2 separate regions of the Homo sapiens genome follow, and region 2 is linked to region 1. The links are chromatin loops, found by intact Hi-C in ENCODE. Cell type or tissue: A673. All regions are shown on one strand. Each heading gives the region's core, and the rest is flanking DNA. Links, peaks and the distances in the headings are about the cores only.

Region 1 (5,388 bases), core at 88-5,087:
TCAGTTTTCCCACCACTACAGAGCTACTAGTACCAAAGAAAAGCCTGCATTAATCAGAATTTAAGTTACTGGGGAAGCAAGCAAAAAAATAAAATAAATAAATTCCAAAAGATGTATTCGGTGACTCAAGAACCATGTAAAATTCCTAAGCCCTTTTTACTCAACTTTGGAGTACATCATAAGCTTTGTTTCTTTCTTTATTTCTTAAAGCAGTGGCAAATTTCCTTCCAAAAAATTATAAATACTGAACTTGATTAGAAAAACATTCCAGCAGCAGAGAGTGCTGTATCTTTGACCATACTAAAGGGCATTAGGTAGCCACAAATACGTTTGCGTGATACCCATATGCCTGTCCATACCTTTCTATCTGCCAAAGATGTTTGTGACATTAATTTTGGTGTCTAAACTTCTACTAATAATGGTAGTTTTGTTTTAATTCAGTTAACATTCATTGAGTACCTACTGTGAGTTGCCGGGTGGGGGTTACTTTTATAATAAAGCTATGTTTATTGATCATAAAGAATGTTGAGCACATAGGTATCCAGTGGATGACTGATATTTTGACTCATAACCAATGTTTAGGCTTATCCCTAAAGAAGTTCTCTTTAGGAAACTATGGGATTTATCATCCATTAATTTATTTATATTTAAACAAAAACAATATTTATCTCAATACCACCTCAACCTATGTTTTACCTACATTTAGTTTATAAATGCTTATAAACGGTAATGGTCAAGTTTTGTGGATATAATCTGTTCATAAATAGGTAATTGTACTTAATTCTGAATTTACAAACAAGTTTGTCTTTGTCCATTCAGGTTGCCATAACAAAATACCAAGGGGTAGGTAGCTTAAACAAAAGAAATTTTATTTCTCACAATTCTGGAGGCTTTGAAGTTCAAGATAAAGGTGCCAACCCATTTGGTGACTGGTGAGGACTCTCCCCTTGGCTTGCAGATGGCCACATCTGCTACATCCTCACATGCCCTTTCCTTGTACTAAAGTTCCTCTTCATGTAAGGATATCAGTCCTATTGGATTAGCACACAGTACCTTATGACCTAATTTAATCTTAATTACTTTCAAAAGGTAGTCAAATATAATCAGATTAGCGATTTGAGCTTCAGTACATAAATTTTGAGGGCACACTCTTCAGTTCATAGTAAGATTAAATCCCAAAATCTTGTTCATAAGTCAAATTACAAGCATACTTTCCTAAGGCATGATGATCCAAATGGGGTTCAGGGCCAAATTAGCTGCCAAAAGCTCCCCACATGTATTTTCCATGTTACAGTTTCATAAGAACTTCAATGATAAAACAGGATACATAACTCATGAATTATGCTATAATCTGTGTCACTAGAAGAACATCCATATCCACTTTCCAATATTCTCAATGGTAAAAATATTTTTCCTCCCTCTTTGTCCCTCTCATTGGTTGTCAATCTCTCCAACCAATTTCCCTATATTAGTGATAGCATCAAGAGGGCCACTTCCTTAAGAGAGCTCTGATTTCAACTGCTGAAGAACATCTTGACAGTAGGAAAAAACTATAGGTAAGAGAAAACAGTTGAGTTCATCAACTGATAGTGGTTCCTTGCATAGAATAAGATATTTTGGAGCTGGAGGGGAAGAAAAAAGGGAAAGAAGGATTTGCTTGGAATGCATACAGATATGCAGGATTAAGGGGCTGAAATGGCAATGCAATAATGATGAAAGTAGAGATCAGAAGGGTTTGGAACTATAAGAAGACAGGCACCCTCACATTTGGAAGTTGAAGGACAGTGGCATAAAGTTGGCTCTGGAAATGGAAAAATAATGCAAGATGTAATAGATGAGGCTGGAAAGGAAATAAATGACAGTGGAGCAGGGAGCCACCCTGAGCACAGTGGCCTACTACTAAGGTCTTGCTAAAGTTGAGAAGACATGCAAGGCAAATTCTTAAAAATAGAACTACTATATTCTGAAAAAATATGCTTTGTCATTTTTCTTTCCATGCACATAAATTCTCCTTTGTCTCTCCAACAACTTATTCTTTTTCCCAGTGAGAGAGAGAAAGGGAGAAAGAGAGAGAGAGAGAGACTGTGTGTGTGTGTGTGTGTGTGTGCGTGTATGTGTCTGCGTGTGCATTAAGGAGTAATAGTACATGAGCTGAAAGGGAGATTAGGATGGATATAGAAGAAAGGTAAAGAAAATGATGACCAAAACAGGATTTTGCTTCAATATACATAAAAATACAGATTTTGTGGTGAGAGATGATATTTTCCCAAATTCCTTTACATATCAAGAACTGAACCTGGTTGTCTCAGATCACGGTCCTGTGTTAGTGATAGCATCGAAAGAATATGATTATTTCTTCTCTGAATGATTCAGAGTAGAGACCCCTTCTACCTGTGACAACCAGGCATGCTTGTTGATTAGGGTACATATAGAATACATTGAGTGGAAGGAAAACCTAAAATCCATCTCTTCTGGTCCTGAAAGACTGCAGAAAGCTGGACTCAAGGGGTGCGGCACAAACAAGGAACACAGAAAGCGACATGTGAGCAAACGAGAGAGAAAAATGTTTCAGGTAAGTTGACAAAATGGTCGGTGAGCCTTCACTTTGGTTGATATTTGGGTCTTTTTTTTTTTTTTTTTAAACAGAGTCTCGCTCTGTCATCCAGGCTGGAGTGCAGTAGCTCGATCTTGGCTCACTGCAACCTCTGCTTCCTGGGTTCAAGCCATTCTTCCGCCTCAGCCTCCCAAGTAGATGGGATTTCAGGCATCCGCCACCACACTGAGTTAATTTTTGTATTTTTAGTAGAGATGGGGTTTCACCATGTTGGCCAGGCTAGTCTTGAACTCCTGACCTCAGGTGATCCGTCTGCCTCAGCCTCCCAAAATGCTGGGATGACAGGTGTGAACCACCGCGTTCAGCCAATATTTGGGACTTTTTGAAGTCATGTCTACACTAAACTGTGGCCACCATATAATAAAGTCTGCAGAGTGGTATGAAAAACTAATGGAAGATTAAGCTACAGCATTCCTGAGATGCTCTTGGTTCCTGTAGAGTGCAGCTGGAAGTCTCAAGTTCTCACAATCCTCCAAGGGGTATGATATGGGAGAGCCTGTGAAATGGTTTAACTATGGGTGGAGCCAAATGGAGTCCACAGAGGGGTTCAGAGGAACCCCATTACCAATGTGAGCCAAAGGGAGGCTACTGGAGCCCGGGAACCCTGCCAAGCTCCAGCTGGCAGAGAAGTCAGTAATCAGGAGTTAATCTGCTGCCGACCTCAGCTTCAACTTCAGGAAGAGTCAGGTGGTGCAGAGAGGTTGCCATGGAACCCTGAGTGTTCAGAGGACAGCAGGAGGATCCAGGTACCCCTTCAGCTCTCCATCCCTCCCTCAGGTGCCCAAATGCCATCTTCAAAGAGGAATCTGAGAGGCTAAGCAATTACCTAAAGACATTAAGTCCAATAATAAGGTGATCTTGAAAAGACAGTATTTCTAAACTGAAAGGAAGTTATTCAAACTGGAAGAGGCTGATAGATTATTAATTATGGAGAGGATCACTATAATTGGGAGAAAAAATAAATAACATATTCATCACACATCTGAGGGAGCATGGGAAATATTGTGTCCCATTTATTTCCAAGGTCAGGAATTTATTTTGCCAAATGGCAGGGATAAAAATCTAGCCAGGATTCTGGGCAGAAGTCTCTAAGGATATGCTGTACACACAGGCTAGTGAGGTTTAACTGTATTTTACAGTATGGAAATCCCTAAATATTCCTACCTTCAGATTCCTCTGGAATCTTTACCAAGCCTTGCTTTATGTACCATTCTAAAAACAGTATGCTTTTAACTTTCAAATGTTTCTAATGATGTAACTAATGTACCAAGCATGAAGGCAGCTTTAGTAGTCTGCTGAGAAATAGGTCCACAGAGGCCTTGTTTTATTGCCAGAATTAAAATCTATCAGTTTTGAAATAGGCATCCCAAAGTTCAACTCACTTTATAAATATGTAGGAGGGTCTGGACCTAACATACATCCAAAACTGGGGTTGAGAAGTGTAAGTGAAGCTATTCCACAAAAAGTCTTTCTGTGTGAGGGAACAAACACACTCGGTGAGATTGAGTAGAACCCCACTTTAGGGTGAGAGTCACAGGAGCTTGGCCCATAAGAAAGATTTAGTCATCAGAGGAGGAGGCACAATCTGAAGTAGTACAGAATCTCTCATTGAGATTCTCTCCCAACCCACACTCCCAGAGTCCTGTCTATCTAATAGGGTAGAAAGGGGTTGAGAAACACAGGAGATTATAAGTAACTAAAATAGGCAAAACATTTTAAACCCTCTAAAAACATGAGAATTACGTAGAACACTTTGGTATCAATTTGAAAAATTATGACCTTAAAAGAGGGAAGGAAGCACATTTTCTGTTTCTCTATAAACCTCATAGAATCCTGAGCACTTGGCAATGTAAAGACCCCAGAATATCGGTAATGTGCATCAGCAGGGGCCAGCAGTACTCACTGGGAACAAAGAAAGAAAAGAGAAGGAAGGAAGGAAGGAATGAAGGAAGGAAGGAATGAAGGAAGGAAGGAAGGAAGGAAAGAAAGAAAGAAAGAAAAGAAAGAAAGAGAGAAAAAAGAAAAGGAAGGAAAGAAAGCTAGACTCAAGAGGCGCATGCAACAGAAACCGAGGACACAGAAAGGGATATGTGAGCAAAAAGGAAGGAAGGGAGGAAGGGAGGAAAGAAGGAGGGAAGAAAGGAAGGAAGGAGGGAGGGAGGGAAGGAAGGAAGGAAGGAAGGAAGGAAGGAAGCCAGCCAGCCATACCCAAGAGGTGTGACAGAAACAGGGGACACAGGAAGTGTATGTGAGCAAAAAGTACATGAGAGAGAGGAAGGAAGGAAGGAAGGAAGAAAGGAAGGAAGGACGAAAGGAAGGAAGGAAAGGGCGATGGGAAAAAACATCTTGCATTCAGAAGCACATGGTACTATTCACATTAGGCATTACCTGAAGCTCCTAAAATAATTAGGAAGATACTCCTCTCTATGGAGGCATGGAGGGACTACAAGAGGATAAAGAGTTAGGGCCAGTAAAGCGCTAGTTATACATCTATTTATTAAAACTTAGCTACTACATAATGCTGTTCACATTTAAAAGAAGAATAACATGTTGCAATCTCTCTTACTAGTGGTGATCCAGAATAAGGGATAAAAAGGATGAGTGCTGAGTTAAACATAACTTAGGGAACATGAATAGCAGAAACATGATTTCGTTTACTCAGTCATAGCAGAATGCAATTCAGAAAATACATAGAGAAAGTAATAAAAAACTAAAATTTAACAGTCCATGTTTTCAGTTTTATTATATACTTCCCTACTCTATAAAGTTATTTT
Region 2 (5,388 bases), core at 256-5,255, 240 kb after region 1:
TCCTTAGGAGAGGTTCCCAGAAATGGAATTAATGAATCAAATACCATGAACTTGTAAATCTCTTGATACCTACTGCCAAATGTCTTTCCAAAAGCATTGTACCAAATTATATTTCCAACAGTGGGGCATAAGAATCTTTTTTAAATGAGCAAAGTTATATTAAAGGAGACTTTTGAACAGAATTTTAATTTGATGTCAAAAAATAATGAAACTACATTTTATATGTTTTCATCAACTATACAACTACACAATTTTATATGTTTCTGCCAAGTTCAGGTCAGTTAATTGAATATGCACTTCACACATAGAATTTAACTAGGTAAGAAAGATGTAGTATATAGTTCCTGCCTGCAATATACACATAGAAGCTACTGAGAAGATAGAAAGGACCCTTAACAGATGATGTCAATAGAATTCTAGAAGACAGTGACAGAGATGCACCCAATGATTTGTAAGAACCAGGTTCATAGTCATCCCACCCAGTCTAAGAAGAGAGAAAGCTCATGAGGGCTTCTTGGAAGGTATAACAATTTAGTTTATCTTGATGGTTAAGTAGGAGTTATCCAGGGCAGAAAAAAAAGAAGGAGGGAGACAGAAGAGGATAGTCACAGCAGAAGAATCAGCATGATCTTCAAGAGTGATCTGGGCTGGGCGCGGTGGCTCACGCCTGTAATCCCAGCACTTTGGGAGGCCGAGGCAGGTGGATCACAAGGTTAGGAGATAGAGACCATCCTGGCTAACACGGTGAAACCCCGTCTCTACCAAAAATACAAAAAATTAGCCGGGCGTGGTGGCGGGCGCCTGTAGTCCCAGCTACTCCGGAGGCTGAGGCAGGAGAATGGCGTGAACCCAGGAGGTGGAGCTTGCAGTGAGCCGAGATCGCGCCACTGCACGCCAGCCTGGGTGATGACAGAGACTCCGTCTCAAAAAAAAAAAAAAAAAAAAAAAAAAAGTGATCTGTAATACCAGTTGGTGTACACAGAGGCAACTAACCAGCCTTTTTTTTTCCTGTCTTTTCTTCGCTTTTATGGTATGCATCATTCCTTTAACATAGTTTCGACAATATAGACAATACAGTTCTATAATCACTTCTTATGCATATAGTGTATATTTCAGATCTTCCAACTGTTCTAAGGAAGAAGGATTAGAATTAATACCTTCTCTAGAGGACATCTGATAAATATATGGACTTATTTTTTACTGTCACAGTAACTAACGGTGCTACTAATAATTACTAGGCAGGAGCCAGAGAAACTTAACTTCCTACAATGTGTGGAACATTTCCATACAAGAAAAGAACTGCCCTACCTAAAATGCCAATAGTGTCCCACCCTCCCTTCATAAGAAATACTGAGCCAGACTGTAAGTCCCTTGAGGATAAAGACGGCATTTAACTTATCCATTACTCCCATCACACCTATAACTCTCTTCTAATTTACTCCACTATTTACTATGCATCACCATCAGGGGCATTACCAGAACATAAGGGGCTGTAGGATGCTCGTAGGTAAGATAAAATCAGTGGCAGCCACCTATCTCATAATTTCAATTGGCAAAGAAAACAAATCAGCTTTAATTCCCTCTATTATTTGCCTCGGGGAGAAAATTCCCAGAGACATTCAAGATCTGTGAAAAACTTATGTTTAAATAATTGTGACTTAAATCCCCTACCAATAGTTACCCGGAATTAAAGCAGAATCTTTCGAAGCTTAACACCTAATATGTTATGAAAAGTGCAGAATAAAATGATAAGTTCACACAAGTACTGTTTGTTCTTAATTGTTTGATTAGACTTTTTGAAGTCTGCAGCACGTATTGCCTTTAAAAGTTTCTTCTTAAAACAAAATTGCCATGATTTATTTTTTACTGAATCTTTACACATCATTAAAACACAGTCATTTAGGCTTTAAGACAACCACAGTGTTCTTGAGGGGGGAAAAGCACCCTAAAAACATAGGGTTCTTAAGGTTTTTATTTTACAATAAAACAGGCCACAGGCAAATAAACACAGTTCTGAGTTAAAAGTAGCAGGAGCGTTAGGTTTCAGAATTATCGTAAAACAGGAAGGTTGTGAGGGTGTATCAGAGGATGAAAGCAGCCTCAGCCCTGGAGCCTTCCTGCTGACTTGGGCCATGCCAAAATACACAATGGTTTACGCACAGCACAAATACACACAAAGGTGCACACGCACAGTACTCAAAGGATAACTTACTTAGGATAGCTATTATCTTTCAAAAGACCTAGTTCAAAAGTAGAAGATAATTTTTTTAAAAGGTTCAAAGAGTTAATGCAACTACTCCTGAAAATAACACGCTGCCAGTACACTTGGATTAGAAATGGTTTTCAAGCTTGTGCATATTAGCAGTTTTTATTAAGGTAAATGCCATCTGGAAGAATAATCTTCTCTCTTTGATGATAATTCTACAAACACACATACACACTGAAATGCCGGGTACAGGTTTACCTCTAGAGTCAGTGTTGAATTTCTCTCTGAACAATTGCTTCTAGACCACATCTCAGAGAAAAAGTAAATATCTGTGTTGGTAAATATGGCTCAAAATATACACTGCAGTAAGGAAAATATACATTGTGGCAAAGAATGCCATACCTACAGTTATAGCCCATTCCAGTAAAAGAAGTGGGAGAATATGCCAAATGGAGGTAGCAGTTAAATTGCTCACCAGAAAAATAAAGAAAACCGGGTCATTATTTTTCCTTCCCTGAAATAAAGAAGCAGCTTCTGCTTAGTTTGGAACAGTCACTGCAAAAAGGGAAGCTTGTGTTTATTCAGCTCTGTTCTCAGCAGTCCATTTCATTAGGCTTCTAGTGCTTTTTTTTTTAACTTTGTTGCAGTAATTTGTGGGTACTGTAAAGCCTACTCATTAAGTGGAAACTCAGAATCCTGTAATGCAGAATATAAGCAAAAGACAATATAAATACACACCAAAAAAATGCAAATTAATTTCCAAATAGTCTGCAGGCTCAAAAAAAAGGAAAACCTGAAAATCTAGCTACTTTTTCAAGATCATAATTTGCATTACTAATAATTTATATTTCCACCTATAAACCTACATAAACCTAATGTAAAAATACTTGACATTCTTGATAAAATATATGAACAAATTCAATAAGAGTGTAAGCTACAATATATTTGTCACAGTTTGAAATGAATTCCTGTATAATTTTAATCACAGTTACTACACAGGATTACTTGATAATTCCAAGCCAAATGCTTAATCTTTTAAAAATGCACAAGTCCACAATAACATGTAGCCTCAAAAAGTACTATCTATAGAAGATGCTGATAATAACAAATGTGATCATAATAAAGATAAGATGCTTAATATCTTTTTCCTAAGATAATAATACATAAAATACATTTCAATCCAGCCTCCTAGAATAAGTGTAGTGGTTACCTTCTGCTGTAAATAACGGCTCAAGGAAATTCAGACTCACCACAGAAAAACTGTTAACACCAAATCTAGTTCTTAAAACAATTTTAAACAATGTTGATTCTGTTTGAAACTTAAGCAACAATAACAACAAAGTCTACTTTTTCTTAGCAGGCTAAATTTCAAACAAAAAATGATCCTGTTTTCCAGTATAAAAATAGAATAAAAATAAAATTAGGGATACAGGAAGATATTGAATCACATCATACACATTTGCACTGAGGTAAGAGACACAGTTTAGTAATTGGATCGCTTTTGATACTTATTCTTCTTTTGGCTGAGAGGACACACATTGTCAGGGTTTCTATCTCACTAGTTGCTTCTTGTCTCATTTTCTGGTTCCTTGTCTATTCCCTGACTTCTTAACTCTGGTTCCCCGGGGTTTAGTTCTTGGTCTTCTTCTCCACCTATAGTCACTTCCTCGGTAACCTCATCTAATCTCATGATAAATATCACTATGTGTTGGCAACTCTCAGATATGTATCTCTGCCCTGGATCTCTTTCATGAACTCCAGACTCATATACCCACCTGCCTACAAGCAATGTCTACTTGTATGTCTAAAAGATATATCAAAGTTACCATATCTAAAAAAAGATCTCCTGACATTCCCCCTCAAACCTGCTCCATATGCCATCTTCTCCATATTGGTTGTTGGCAACACTAACCTTCCAGATGCTCATGCCCAAATCCTTGGAATCATGTTTTACCCCTTCCATTCTCTCACAATCTGTATTAAATTCATCAGGAAATCCCTTTGACTCTATCTTCAAAATATCCTGAGGGTTTTTTGATGTATGTGGTTGTTGTTAATAATATGAATAATAATTCTCTCTACCTTCACAGCTAAGAGTATAGAATAAGCCAATGTCTTTCTCAACAGGATTGCTAGGGTCCTAAACTATAATTGAGATCATGTGGTCTTCTGCTGAAAGCCCTGCCATGGCTGACTATTTTGCTCAGAGTAAAAACCAACACCTTCAAAAGCCCTTTGTAGTCAGATCTTTCTTTCCTATCTGACCTCACCTGCACCTACTCTCCTCTCACCACTCTACTCCAGCCACTCTGATCTCCCTGCTGTTTCTTAAACATTCCAGGCATCTCACATCCTAGTGCCTTTGGCCTTGCTATTCTTAGTGATCAGAAAATGCATCGCTCAGATCAATTTATGGCAAAATTCCTTACAGTTTCTCACACCTTACCCTGTTTGAAAATTGTAACTTTCCCTCCATTCCCACCTGATATCCCCCACCTACTTAACTCTTTCTTTATTCCATAGCACTCACTAACTTCTAAAATTTACTTACGAATTAAGTCTGTTTTGTTTCTGTCTCCTCCTCTTGTAATGTAAGCTTTAGAAGAGCAGCAATTTTTTTATCTGTTGTGTTGACTGGTACATGCCAAGCCACATAGACTAACACCTGCCACATACTAAACACTCATTAAATATTTATTGCATAGAATGGAACAGAACAGGATGAATGGAATACATATAGGTTGGGAAATCATAACATAGAATGGAACGAAAAAAATGGGATCGAATATAGTACAGTAAAAAATAGAAGAATAGAGCAGAACAGGTTGGTAGGGCAACTGGCTGTTTTCAGTTTTGTTACTCTACTTCATGCTTTCTATCACTAACTTTCTCTGCTTTAGGTTCTAATCTGTTAAAAAACAAAAAGATTGAGTTATAAAGAATGAGATAGCTATGAAATGATCTGCACTTCTCAAAGAAGTTATATATCCAAATTATAATGACAGGAAAATTAAATAACTAAAATTGAGTTGAAAATGGTAAAAAAAAAATAAAGAATGCCTTTCCAAAAAATGAAGGCATTCCTAAGCAAGAAAAGTAAGCTATCTCAGTATCCTACAAAAAAAAAAGAACTAGGGAGAAGGGAGAGAAAGAGGAGGAAGAAGAAAAAAAATCCTGCAAAA

Evidence for each region. Peaks named below come from ENCODE experiments on the same cell type or tissue, not always from the same donor. Only the 100,000 strongest peaks of a DNase experiment are listed, where the experiment ranks them.
Region 2: it touches region 1 in a loop (4-fold over the local background); 1 of 110 quality-filtered maps calls a loop at or near these places.

The regions. Positions count from the first base shown.
Region 1 is chr7:18,786,006-18,791,393 of GRCh38, reverse strand. All of the region lies in intron 16 of HDAC9 (histone deacetylase 9), which reads right to left. Among named protein-coding and RNA genes, the nearest start is that of HDAC9-AS1, 110 kb to the left of the region's middle. In A673, for the core only: no CTCF peak of the experiment used is centred there; DNase peaks (open chromatin) are centred at 3,193, 4,373, 4,863 and 4,983; H3K27ac peaks cover 2,307 bases.
Region 2 is chr7:18,549,892-18,555,279 of GRCh38, reverse strand. The region is part of intron 2 of HDAC9 (histone deacetylase 9); the gene reads right to left. Among named protein-coding and RNA genes, the nearest start is that of HDAC9, 57 kb to the right of the region's middle. RefSeq lists an enhancer at 4,254-4,755. In A673, for the core only: no CTCF peak of the experiment used is centred there; no DNase peak of the experiment used is centred there; H3K4me3 peaks cover 1,036 bases; H3K27ac peaks cover 3,949 bases.